2 separate regions of the Homo sapiens genome follow, and region 2 is linked to region 1. The links are chromatin loops, found by intact Hi-C in ENCODE. Cell type or tissue: CD4-positive, alpha-beta T cell. All regions are shown on one strand. Links, peaks and the distances in the headings refer to the core of each region. The heading gives the core; the rest is flanking DNA. Region 1 holds the start of ATP5MJ (ATP synthase membrane subunit j). Region 2 holds the start of LOC105370689 (a long non-coding RNA gene).

Evidence for each region. A loop is a pair of places that touch in the nucleus more often than their neighbours do. Peaks named below come from ENCODE experiments on the same cell type or tissue, not always from the same donor. Only the 100,000 strongest peaks of a DNase experiment are listed, where the experiment ranks them.
Region 2: it touches region 1 in a loop (5-fold over the local background); 9 of 110 quality-filtered maps call a loop at or near these places.

The regions. Positions count from the first base shown.
Region 1 is chr14:103,920,348-103,924,932 of GRCh38, reverse strand. It overlaps ATP5MJ (ATP synthase membrane subunit j), which reads left to right and starts at 3,404. Exons shown (of 4, transcript NM_004894.3): 1 at 3,404-3,463. RefSeq lists silencers at 3,211-3,380, 3,267-3,439 and an enhancer at 3,074-3,749. In CD4-positive, alpha-beta T cell, for the core only: CTCF peaks have their summits at 3,108 and 3,309; a DNase peak (open chromatin) is centred at 3,342; H3K4me3 peaks cover 1,525 bases; H3K27ac peaks cover 593 bases.
Region 2 is chr14:103,867,776-103,875,107 of GRCh38, reverse strand. LOC105370689 (a long non-coding RNA gene) reads right to left here and starts at 3,021. Exons shown (of 3, transcript NR_188198.1): 1 at 1,647-3,021. RefSeq lists an enhancer at 2,457-2,636 and silencers at 2,877-2,936, 2,947-3,316. In CD4-positive, alpha-beta T cell, for the core only: no CTCF peak of the experiment used is centred there; DNase peaks (open chromatin) are centred at 2,387 and 3,047; H3K4me3 peaks cover 1,405 bases; H3K27ac peaks cover 396 bases.

The DNA of each region.
Region 1 (4,585 bases), core at 1,909-4,408:
AATTCTGACACTTTGAGAGGTCAAGGTGGGAGGATCACTTGAGGCCAGCAGTTCAAGACCAGCCTGGGCAACATAGCAAAGTCTATTGATCTCAAGTCTAGTTGGAAGTTCAGAAGCTCTGTCTTGAAGCAGCTCTCCATGATGTTCTTCCTTAAGTTTTTCCTAAATGCTTGTTCTCGTCCTCAGCAGTGTTATAAGTCATTATAAATCTAAAACTCTAAAACATTTTTACTATAGGACAGTGGTTCTCAAACCTGGTTCTGTCTCAGAACCCCTTTACACTCTTAAAAGTTGCTGAGGACCCTAAAGAGATTTTGTTTATGTGGGTTATGTCTATCAGGGATTACAACTGAGAAATGTTTTTACTTATTTATTTTAAAATGATAAACCCGTTTGATGTTAAACAGTGTATTTTTCTAAAACGTCACTATGTTTTCCAAAAAACATTGTGTGTGTGTGTGTGTGTGTGTGTGTGTGTGAGAGGAATAACACTTTTACATTTTCAAAGATCGCACCACTGCACTCCAGCCTGGGCGACACAGCAAGACTCCATCTCAAAAAAGAAAAAAAATGATTTTAACTGGATCTTGAGCCTTTTATTATTTTATCTTGACACATCTGAGCTCGTTTTCCTTGTGCCTGAATAATGAACATTTATTTTACTGTGGATCTGCTTGTGATTATTTCAGTCCTAGCTGCACCATTTTATAAACCCCCCACCATTTCACAGACCCTGGTCGGAGTGAAACATTCCATGGGGGCTCTGACCATAAGAAACATCCTGCCCAACTGCCTGACTGCGGGAACATCCTTATCACATCCTGCCAGGCAGCAAGCCATACTGCCCAGACCCATCCAGCCCAGACCTATAATTACCCCAGCCTGGAAGCGGCAGTGAGCTCGGGCACTAAACTGGTTATCCGCTCCACGGGTTTTTGCTGGCAATAAACCTGTGTTGCTGTTGAAGCCACCATCTCTCTCCCCTCTCCCCTCCCCCCCTCCCTCTGTGTGTGTGTGTCTGTCTTGTCTGTCTTTAACCCTTGCCTTCCCTTCAAAACCTAATAATTTCCTCTTTTTTTTTTTCCTTTAAAGATGGGATCTTAATACATTGGCCAGGCTGGTCTCAAAATTCTGGGCTCAAGCAGTCCTCCCAAAGTGCTGGGATTACAAGCATGAGCCACCATGCCTAGCACGATTTCCTCTTAGTTTGTCCTTAACTGTCTTTATTTTACCTTCTTTTCTGAATGCCAATTTCCCTGTGTATAGAATTCCCTGTGTATAGAATTCTTGATTGGTGGTTACTTTCTTTGAGATTTTATCTTTATCTTTTCTATGGCTTTATTGTGAGATTTCAAGGTATTGATTTATTTTTATTTATCTGCCTGCTTGGTTTCTGTAAGGCTTTTTGTTTGTTTTTTGTTTTTTGTTTTTGTTTTTGAGACGGAGTCTTGCTCTGTTTCCCTGGCTGGAGTGCAGTGGCGCCATCTCTGCTCACTGCAAGCTCCGCCTCCCGGGCTCACGCCATTCTCTCACTCAGCCTCCGGAGTAGCTGGGACTACAGGCACCCACCACCACACCCAGCTAATTTTTTTGTATTTTTGGTAGAGACGGGGTTTCACCGTGTTAGCCAGGATGGTGTGGTGATCCGCCCGCCTTGGCCTCCTAAAGTGCTGGGATTACAGGCGTAAGCCACCGCGCCTGGCCTCTGTAAGGCTTTTTGAATCTTTGGCATGATTTTTTTCTCATCACTTTTGGAAAATTCTCAGCCATTAGCTCTTCAGATATTTCTGCCTCACCTCTTTAATTTCCTTCTAAGATACCAATTACCCATATGATTGGTATCTTTCCTGCTGTATCCCTCTTATTTTCTGAATGGCTTCTTCGATCTTGCAGTTTATTCTTTAACTGTCTAATCTGCCAAATCCATCCAATTTTTTGTTTTGTTTGTTTGAGACAGAGTCTCGCTCTGTCGCCCAAGCTGGAATACAGTGGCGCCATCTCAGCTCACTGCAGCCTCCACCTCCAGGGTTCAAGCGATTCTCCTGCCTCAGCCTCCCAAGTACCTGGAATTACAGGTGCGCACCACCACCACACCCAGCTAATTTTTGTATTTTTAGTAGAGAAGGGGTTTCACCATGTTAGCCAGGCTGGTCTCAAACTCCTGAACTCAAGCAGTTTGCCTGCTTTGGCCTCCCAAAGTGCTAAGATTACAGATTACAGGCCTCCCAAAGTGCTGAGCCACTGCGCCCAGCCTCCATCCAATTTTTATTTGGCTTTTTTTTTTTTTTTTTTTTTTTTGAGATGGCGTTTCACTCTTGTCGCCCAGGCTGGAGTGCAAAGATCTCGGCTCACTGCAACCCCTGCCCTCCGGGTTCAAGTGATTCTCCTGCCCCAGCTTCCTGAGCAGTTGGGATTACAGGCGCCCACCACCAAGCCCGGCTAATTTTTGTATTTTTAGTAGAGATGGGGTTTCGCCATGTCGGCCAGGCTGGTCTTGAACTCCTGACCTCAGGTGATCCGCTCGCTAAATTTTTTTCTTTTATGATTTCTAGTTCTCTACTGGAAAATATTTCTGAAAAAAAAAATATATATATATATATATATTTTTAAGACTATTAAGCCCAGTGTCTGGAGCCCCTGTGGAAGTTTTATATTATCTGCTGAGAAGAATATGCACAGAATACAGACATAAAAATATGCAGAGCAGGCCGGGCGCGGTGGCTCAAGCCTGTAATCCCAGCACTTTGGGAGGCTGAGGCAGGTGGATCACCTGAGGTCAGGAGTTCAAGACCAGCCTGGCCAACATGGTGAAACCCCGTCTTTGCTAAAAATACAAAAACTAGCTGGGCTTGGTGACCAGCGCCTGTAATCCCAGCTATTCAGGAAGCTGAGGCACGAGAACCGCTTGAACCCGGGAGGCGGAGGTTGCAGTGAGCCGAGATCGCGCCACTGCACTGCAGCGTGGGCGACAGAGTGAGACTCCGTCTCCAAATATATATATTTTATACATGCAGAGCTAAATAATTAACAATAGAAAGGGACAAGACACACCACTGAAATGGGAGACTTGACTTAGTCTTTAACGTCACAGTAAAGAGGGTCCCTTTTCTTAGGTTAACCAACCCTCCCGGTATGTCTAGAACTTTCCTAGTTTCAGCGTTGAAGGTCCCGCGTCCCAGGAAACCCATCAGTCGTGGGAAGATGTGGAGGATTAGCCAGCCCACAGTGACACACGCGGGCACACCCCTAACGCACCCTCTCCCCGCCCCTTCTTGCCTGCGACACCAGGCGGCCGCCGGGGGCGCTGTGGTGCGGAGGCGCCGCTGGGGAGGCACTCTGGCCTTGCGGCGTCTCTGCTGCTTCCGCCTTCCCGGCATCCCCTGCGCGCGCCTGCGCGCTCGGTGACCTTTCCGAGTTGGCTGCAGATTTGTGGTGCGTTCTGAGCCGTCTGTCCTGCGCCAAGGTGAGTACGGGGACCTGGACCTGGCTCCCGAGGTGCGAGACGGCGGGGGCGGGAGGGCGAGAAGCCGCCTTGGCCCCAGCTGATCTTGGGGTTCCACCCCTCCGCCGGCACGCGCCTGCTTTTCTGCCCGGCTTTCCCTTCTCTGAAGGGAGGTAGGCCAGGGTCGGTTGCCAGAGGGAAGCATCGCCTAGGCCTGCGCCGCGTTTCCCTCCTTGGCCTTAACGCGCTCAGTGCACCTGAATTCTCCCACGGTTTTGACAGGGAGCGTACCTTGGCCTTGAGAGGTTCAGCTGCCTAACCCAGAGGCTACGCAGAGTTAGAGAAGCCAGAGTCCAAGCCAAGAACTCTGACTCCACATCCAGTCCCTTCTCTCCTTTATAACTCAAGTTTCCTTGCGCCACACTGCCCTCCACGTTATGCTGTACATGACAACTTGGGTGAGGCAACAGGGAAGCTGAAAAGAGATCATACGGTGCTGAATGAAATTGTATGGAACTCGCGGGTCAGACATTTCCCATTTCCAGTGTCAGGTAATAGTTCGCCCTTAATGTAATGTGCCAAAACTTTGCAGACTTAAGTGGATACAGTAGACACACGTTTGGCCTATGAATAAGATGGATTTTTAAAAGGTCTGGTGCTGTAAAACTGACACACACAGCTAGGAAATGTGCCTGGGCAGAATGGACTCAAGAAAGGGGCCGGCCGGGCGCGGTGGTTCACGCCTGTAATCCCAGCCCTTTGGGAGGCTGAGGCGGGCGGATCACGAGGTCAAGAGATCGAGACCATCCTTACCAACATGGTGAAACGCCGTCTCTACTAAAAATACAAAAATTAGCTGGGTGTGGTGGCAGGCACCTGTAGTCCCAGCTACTCGGGAGGCTGAGGCAGGAGAATCGCTTGCACTCGGTAGGCGGAGGTTGCAGTGAGCCGAGATCGCGCCATTGCATTCCAGCCTGATGACCGAGTGAAACTCCGTCTTAAAAAAAAAAAAAAAAAAAAAAGTAGGGGCTGTCGTTTTATTATGTGTTGGGAATATGTAGCTGGGCGCGGTGGCTCACGCCTGTAATCCCAGCACTTTGGGAGGCCGAGGCGGGCGGATCACGAGGTCAAGAGATCGAGACC
Region 2 (7,332 bases), core at 2,028-4,527, 50 kb after region 1:
ACCCACCTACCCACCCTTCCATCTGCCACTTCCTGTTTCCTTCTCAGAGCCAGCACCATGAGCTCTGTCCTTACAGAACATCGAATGCAAGGGCCAGACTGACCTGTAAGCCAGCAATGACCACATGGGATGAGCAGTGTTGGGTCAGCCCCAGATGCAAGAGCATCAAAAAATACTTCCTGTTTGGGGGAGACAGTGAGGAAGACACTTGAATAACCAGTCTCAGGTTAGGGCAGCAGAGAGTGGGAGAAGCAGGGGGTTGTCCACATGGCCAAGTCTGACCAACTCAGGGGTCAGGTCAGAGAAGAACAACGATGTCACCAGTAGTAGTGATTCTACAGCAGTCTCCAGCCTCCTTCTGCAGACACCCTCCCCAACCTCAGGAAAGGCTCTGCAGCAACAAACTCAGCTTTGGAGCCCCTCCTGCTTGTGTCCTGGCCTGCTTCTCCCACTGAGTGTTCAACCTTGGGCAATGAATTCCCTTCCTGAGCCTCCAATCGCTACCTGTATAAATGAGAAACAAGGCTGAGTCTGGTGGCTCATGCCTGTAATCCCAGCGCTTTGAGAGGCTGAGGTGGGTGGATGGCTTGAGCTCAGGAGTTTGAGACCATCCTGGGCAACATGGCAAAAACCTGTCTCTACTAAAAATACAAAAAATTAGCCAGGCATGGTGGTACGTGCCTGTGGTCCCAGCTACTCGGAAGGCTGAGGTGGGAGGATCGCTTGAGCTAGGGAGGCAGAGGTTGCAGTGAACCAAGATCGCGCCACTGCACTCGAAAAAAAAGAAAAGGCTGGGCGTGGTGGCTCATGCCTGTAATCCCAGCACTTTGGGAGGCCGAGGCGGGTGGATCACGAGGTCAGGAAATCGAGACCATCCTGGCTAACACGGTGAAACCCCATCTCTACTAAAAATACAAAACATTAGCCGGGTGCGGTGGCAGGCGCCTGTAGTCCCAGCTACTCGGGAGGCTGAGGCAGAAGAATGGCGTGAACCCAGGAGGCAGAGTTTGCAGTGAGCCGGGATCGCGCCACTGCACTCCAGCCTGGGCGATAGAGCAAGACTCTGTCTCAAAAAAAAAAAAAAAAAAAAAAAAAAAAAGAAAAAAGAAAAGCATTGTGAAATGTTCTTGGGGGTTTGTGTGACAAGGGTTTATTGAGTACCTGGTATATGTCAGACACAGTTCTAGGCCCTGGGATACAGCTGTGAGCCGAAGTCTCGCCCTCGAGGCCCTGTGAATTAGAGTGAGCGCCAAAAGCATGCAGCACAGCAGGGCTGAAAAACCAGCAGCCTCAAGAAGTGTTGCCTTTTTTTTTTTTTTGAGACAGGGCCTCACTGTCACACAGGCTGGAGTGCAGTGGCAAGAACATGGTTCACTGCAGCCTCTACCTCCCCAGGCTCAAGTGAACCTCCCACTTCATCCTCTTGAGTACTTGGGACTACAGGTGTGTGCCAAGCCTGGCTAATTTTTGTATGTTTTGTAGAAATGAGGGCTGGGCATGGTGGCTCACACCTGTAATTCCAGCACTTTGGGAGGCCGAGGTGGGCAGATCACTTGAGGTCAGGAGTCCAAGACCAGCGTGGCAGACGTGGTGAAACCCTGTCTCTACTAAAAATACAAAAATTAGCCAGGCATGATGGTACGTACCTGTAATCCCAGCTACTCCGGAGGCTGACCCAGGAGAATCACTTGACCCTGGGAGGTGGAGGTTGCAGTGAGCCGAGATCATGCCACCACACTCCAGCCTGGGTGACAGAGCGAAACTCCATCTCAAAAAAAAAAAAAAGTCCGGGCGCAGTGGCTCAGGCCTGTAATCCCAGCACTTTGGGAGGCCAAGGCAGGTGGATCATTTGAAGTCAGGAGTTCAACACCAACCTGGCCAACATGGTGAAACCCCGTCTCTACTAACAATACAAAAATTAGTCAGGCGTGGTGGTGCACACCTGTAATCCCAGCTACTCGGGAGGCTGAGTCAGGAGAATCACTTGAGCCTGGGAAGTGGAGGTTGCGGTGAGCCGAGATTGTGCCACTGCACTCCAGTCTTGGCTACAGAGTGAGACCCTGTCTCAAAAAAAAAGAAATGAGGTTTCACCAAGTTGCCCAGGCTGATCTCGAACTCCTGGGCCCAAGCAATCTGACAGCTTCAGCCTCCCAAAGTGCTGGGATTACAGGCATGAGTCACTCCATGTAGCCAAATGTCACTTTCTTAACAACAATGCAGATGCAGGACCCCCCACTGCACACAGGGCCCTGGGCCTGCCTCTGGAGGGGATGCCATGAGCCCCTCCAGCCCCTTCTTCAGCTGTTGAGGAATGTGCGCCCACAGATTCTGTTGGTGGAGACTTTCTGCTGAGCCGGCTGTGGTTCTGGAAACCCCCTTTCCCCCTTAAAAAAACCTTCAAGGCCTCCTAGCTATGGCCTGCGGAGGGGGTAATAAACATGAAGGAGATGTGGCTCTTCCTTCCCACAGGCCTCAACCTGCTCATTCTGTTCAGCCTCCTCCAGCTCAGGGAGCAGGACCGCGGGCCACAGGTCGCATGGCTGCGGGAAGAGTCCATCCTGCAATTGATAGGAAAAGATCCTGCGGCCGAGTTTGGCCAAGCTGTTGATGGCCACTATGGAAGTGACCTCCGGAGACGGCACATCTGACTGGCCCCGGATGCTCACTCACAGCCACGGCACTGCCCAGACACGGGGCCTTCTTCCATAAGACCCGGAGGCCTGGCCTGGAGGGCCTGGATAAGCACGCGGCAGGCTGGGCGTGTGGTGGGCACCCACCCAGGGAGGGGCGGGGGAAGCTGGATGTCGCCGCAGGAAAGGCCCAGGCTCGCCTTCTTGTCAATTTGCCATTGTCACCAAGTCCAGGACACAGCATCAGAGAAGAAGGTGGCTGCGGCAGGCAAGGCCCGGGCTGGGTGGGGGAGGGGCGCCGGGGGAAAAGAGCACCGACCCGGTCTGGGAGAACAGAAGCCCCCCAGCAGGAAGGAAACGTGGCGGGCAGGAGGGGCCCTCTGGACTCAGGAAAGGGAAGAGGCGGTGCCGGCCACGCCCAGGCCACGCCCCCATACCACGCCCCCCGTGGGTGGCGGGGCACCTGGGCGCTCCAGAGCCCAGGGCGCACCCTCAGCCAAAACCCTTGTCAAGCGTCCTGAAGCCGGCTGGCCGCCCGCCTGTCCCTGCCGCGTCCTCCTCCACCGGGAGGGCAGGAAGGCGCGCCCGGCTGCCTCTGCTTGGCTTCTCCAACGTCCCCCCAGCCGGTGCGCGCTCACCCCTACACTGGGCCTTCGCAGGTTCAGGGCGCTGGGGGTGACCACCACCCCGACGTGGCTCTCCCTGCCTGGGACCGTCACAGGCCCCCGGGAAGGGTCTGCCGGGTTGGACCGTATCTGAGCCTGGGCCAGGGTCAGTAGAAGGTGTTCTACTACCTAGACAGTAGAAGGTATTCAGGAATGGAGAGAGCCAAGGCCTGCCCACTTGCTCGCCCCAGGGAGCACCTTCTCCCCAGGAAGAGGCTCTGCCTGAGTGGCTGCTCGGGGCCTCTTATCTGAACCCTCCTGGGAACAGGAAGCCCTGAACCCTGGACCTAGGGATGGCTACAAACATAGGACAAGAACACCAGCCACAAGCCACCACAGTGGCTGCCACCATCGACCTGCACCTTCCTGGGGACTGTCACTTTTTTTTTTTTTTTAACAGGGACTGATCTCTGCTTACTGCAGCCTCCACCTCCCAGGCTCAAGAGACCCTCCTACCTCAGCCTCCCCAGTATCTGGGACTACAGGCGCAAGCCACCATGCCTGGCTTTTTTTTTTTTTCAATTTTTTGTAGAGATGGGGTCTCAATATGTTTTGCCCAGGCTGGTTTTGAACTCCTGAGCTCAAGCGATCCTCCTTCCTGGGGCTCCCAAAGTGCTGGGATTATAGGCTTGAGCCACAGCGCCCAGCGCATTAGGGAAGCAGGAGCCCAGGACAGCCAGAGCAATGCCATTGTAAGTTCATCTCCATCCTGAGACTAACAAGGCACATTCCTTGCCAGCCACAACTTGTGGTCACAAGAAGCTTACAATTAAGGGAACAGCCTAAAGATACCTGCAAGGATGCACTCCTACAAGAGAAAGTCCAGATGTCCCCATACTCGTAACAACATATGCTTTCGAAATAATTACAGCTATCATTAGATGTACTTACACTAAAGTGTCAAGGATAGTTTTCTTTTTGTTTTGGTTTTTGGGTTTTTGGGGGGTTTTTAGGTTTTGTTTAGACAGGGTTTCGCTCTGTTGCCCAGGCTAGAGCACAGTGGCACTATCATAGCTCACTGCAGCCTCAGCCTCCTGGCCTCAAGCGATCCTCCCACCTTGGCCTCCCAAAGTATTGGGATTAGCCACCTCGCCTGGCTTGTTACTCCGTTATACTCCGCTAACAAGTGATTCCACCTGACCAGCCAGCATCCAGGGGGATTGTGCCCAGGGAGGATGGTACCAGGGCCCCTCACAGTGGTCAGAGCCAGGAATGGGCCTGGGATGGCCATGCTCCAAGGTCCAGCTGACAGCCCCAGACAGCAGGGAGGGCAGGCCTCAGGGCAGAAGGTGACCAGTGGCTGGGACCCAGACCAAGGCTGCAGCCCTGAGGTGCCACACAGGGTCAGGCAGACAGGGACCAACAAGAATGGTACAAAAGGGAAGGGACCCGGCCAGTTGGATGGGCTGTAAGAGGGTTCTGCGCAGAGCCACCTAGCAGGAACCAACCTGGTCAAGCCCTCTGGCCTCAAATCTGGCTTGGCTCCTGCGACTGAGCTGGAGCCCAGCAGGGGAATGGGGAGAGTAGGACCAGTCATGTGGCTCTAGGGATCCTGTGGCAGGGAGCCAGGCCAGGCCTGAGACTCCCTCTGCAGGGGTCAGAGGCCCAGTTCTGGGCCCCCACGTACCAGCCTGTGGCCAACCTCTAGGCTTTTCTGACCAAGGCCAGACTTTTCCTGTAAGGTCCCCTGAGACCAGGCCTGGAGGGAGTTGGACGGTGGAGCCTCAAGAGCCCACATCTTGACAGGGCCCCGCACTACCACCTCCTGTCTATGGAACACCCCATCCCTCCTCTCTTCAGGGCAGTTCAGACATTGAAGGAAGAGACAAAGAGCCTTGAATGTCACGAAAAGGAGGTTGGACTTTATCCTGCAGGCAATCAGAAGCCAGAAAGGTTTCAGGATGGATGGGCTGATCAGATTTGAGTTTCAACAGGCCACTGTGTGAGTATGCGGAAAGGGTGTGGCTGGGGACAGGAACCCCAGTGAATGGCACTGCTGTCCATGAAGAGGGGCAGCAGGGGCCTGGGCTGTGCAGGGACCAGGGGGTACAGCAAAGGGGCTGGTATCCAGAGAAAGCCCAGGGATGCCCCGGGACAGTCGTAGCACCGTGAGTCTTTGGGCCCTGTCCCTTTCCTTGAAGACCCAGCAGAGCGAGTGCTGCTTGATTTCCCAGAAGCCCTTTGTGGAGAGTAACTCGCCCCATCCCCCACCCCTGCCACACAGGCTGCTACAGACACCCAGACACCGGAGCTCCAGCCGGGGCAGGCTGCAGGATGCCCAGCCGTGTCCCCAGGATGCCCTGCACGCTGTCCTGAAAACTAACCTGTAACTGCAGCTCTTGGAGCCTTCCGGAACCCAGATCCCCACCTGAGATCAAACCAAAGACCTGGTTTAAGGTCCCTGGTTTGGCTTGTTGCCACCCAACGCTGCCCCAGTTTGCCGTCTTTTTTTTTTTTTTGAGACGGAGTCTCGCTCTGTCGCCCAGGCTGGAGTGCAGTGGCGCGATCTCGGCTCACTGCAAGCTCCGCCTCCCGGGTTCACGCCATTCTCCTGCCTCAGCCTCCCGAGTAGCTGGGACTACAGGCGCCCGCCATCACACGTGGCTAATTTTTTTGTATTTTTAGTAGAGACGGGCTTTCGCCGTGTTAGCCAGGATGGTCTCGATCTCCTGACCGCGTGATCCACCCGCCTCGGCCCCCCAGAGTGCTGGGATTACAGGCGTGAGCCACCGCGCCCGGCCGACTTCGCTATGTCTTTAGGCCAGCCCTGACCGCCCTGAGCCCCAGCTTGCCCAGGCCCTTGCAGAGTGATGGGGTCACAGAGAGGTACAGACACACAGTAGAACAACAGACATGTACATGGGGGGTGGCACATGTGACCATGGGAACAGAGAAGAGGGAGAGGGAGGAGGTCAGGGTGAGGACATCAGAGTTGGTGCCTGAAGGTGGGATGAGGCAGAGCCAGGGGTTGCCGTCACCGCCCTCTCCCCCAGGCACCAGCACCCAGCACTGGCTCTTGCTCATGGGCAGGAATGAGGAACGGATGTCATTAGTAGCAGCTCCCAGTAACTACCAATAGGTGTGAAGCCCGGTACAGTTAAAGAGGCCTGACATGCTGCAACCTGCACTTTGGCAGCACGTACCTGGGCTTTGAAGTAAGTTTCATTATCTCCAATGCACAAATGAAGAGACTGAGGGCCAGGGTGAGTAAGTCACTGTCAGTGAGTAGCCATCCTTGTCGGGTGGGAGTGTAGGCCCTGGGGGCCCAGAGTGGGCAGGGTGCTGAAGTCCCCTCCCTGTATTCCTGGGCAGCCAGGTGTGCCCTGCCAGAGCCTTGGAGCATCTCCAGTCTTGGGGCAGGAGATCCCTTAAAGTGAAGCCGAGGGTGAGCCCCCAGGTGAGGGGGTCCGAGGGCTCAGCCCATCTCCTTCCCTCCGGCCTGCCCTGAGTTTCTGAGCTGGGTGATGGGGCCCAGGAGAGCAGGAATTGTGGGCGAGGCTGGCCTCCCTGAGACTAGGTAGATCAGGAACAGTTTCTTGGAGGAGGAAGTGCCTGAGCTGAACCTTGAAGGCCGTGTCCAATTTTCACTAGCGAGGATGGAAGCAGGGACGTGTTGGGATCAACCAACAGCATGAGCAAGGATGGGCCCGGAGGGCAGGCAAGGGAATGATGAGCGGGAGGTGAAGCCAGAGGAGTTGGAATGGAGGGCCGAGGGGAGCAGGAGCCAGGGCAGGCCTCCTTCAGCACTTGGGGCCCTGCAGACACCAGCAGGTCACTTCTGTGTCAAGCTCTGAAGCAGCACCAGGGAGGCCTGGGGAACCACCTCCCAGACACACACCCTACACTGTTGGCCTGCAAGATCAGCCCTTCTAGGGCAGCACCACTGCCCAGTTACAGTCGGGTCTGGTCAGTGCCTAAGACCAGGAGGGCACAGGGGCATGGAAGTCAGGGGATTGGAGACCAGGGGCCCTGCTCCAAGAGAGGCCTCAGAGGAGCCAGCTCCACTGAGCTCTCCCCATGGCCAGCCGGTGGCACGC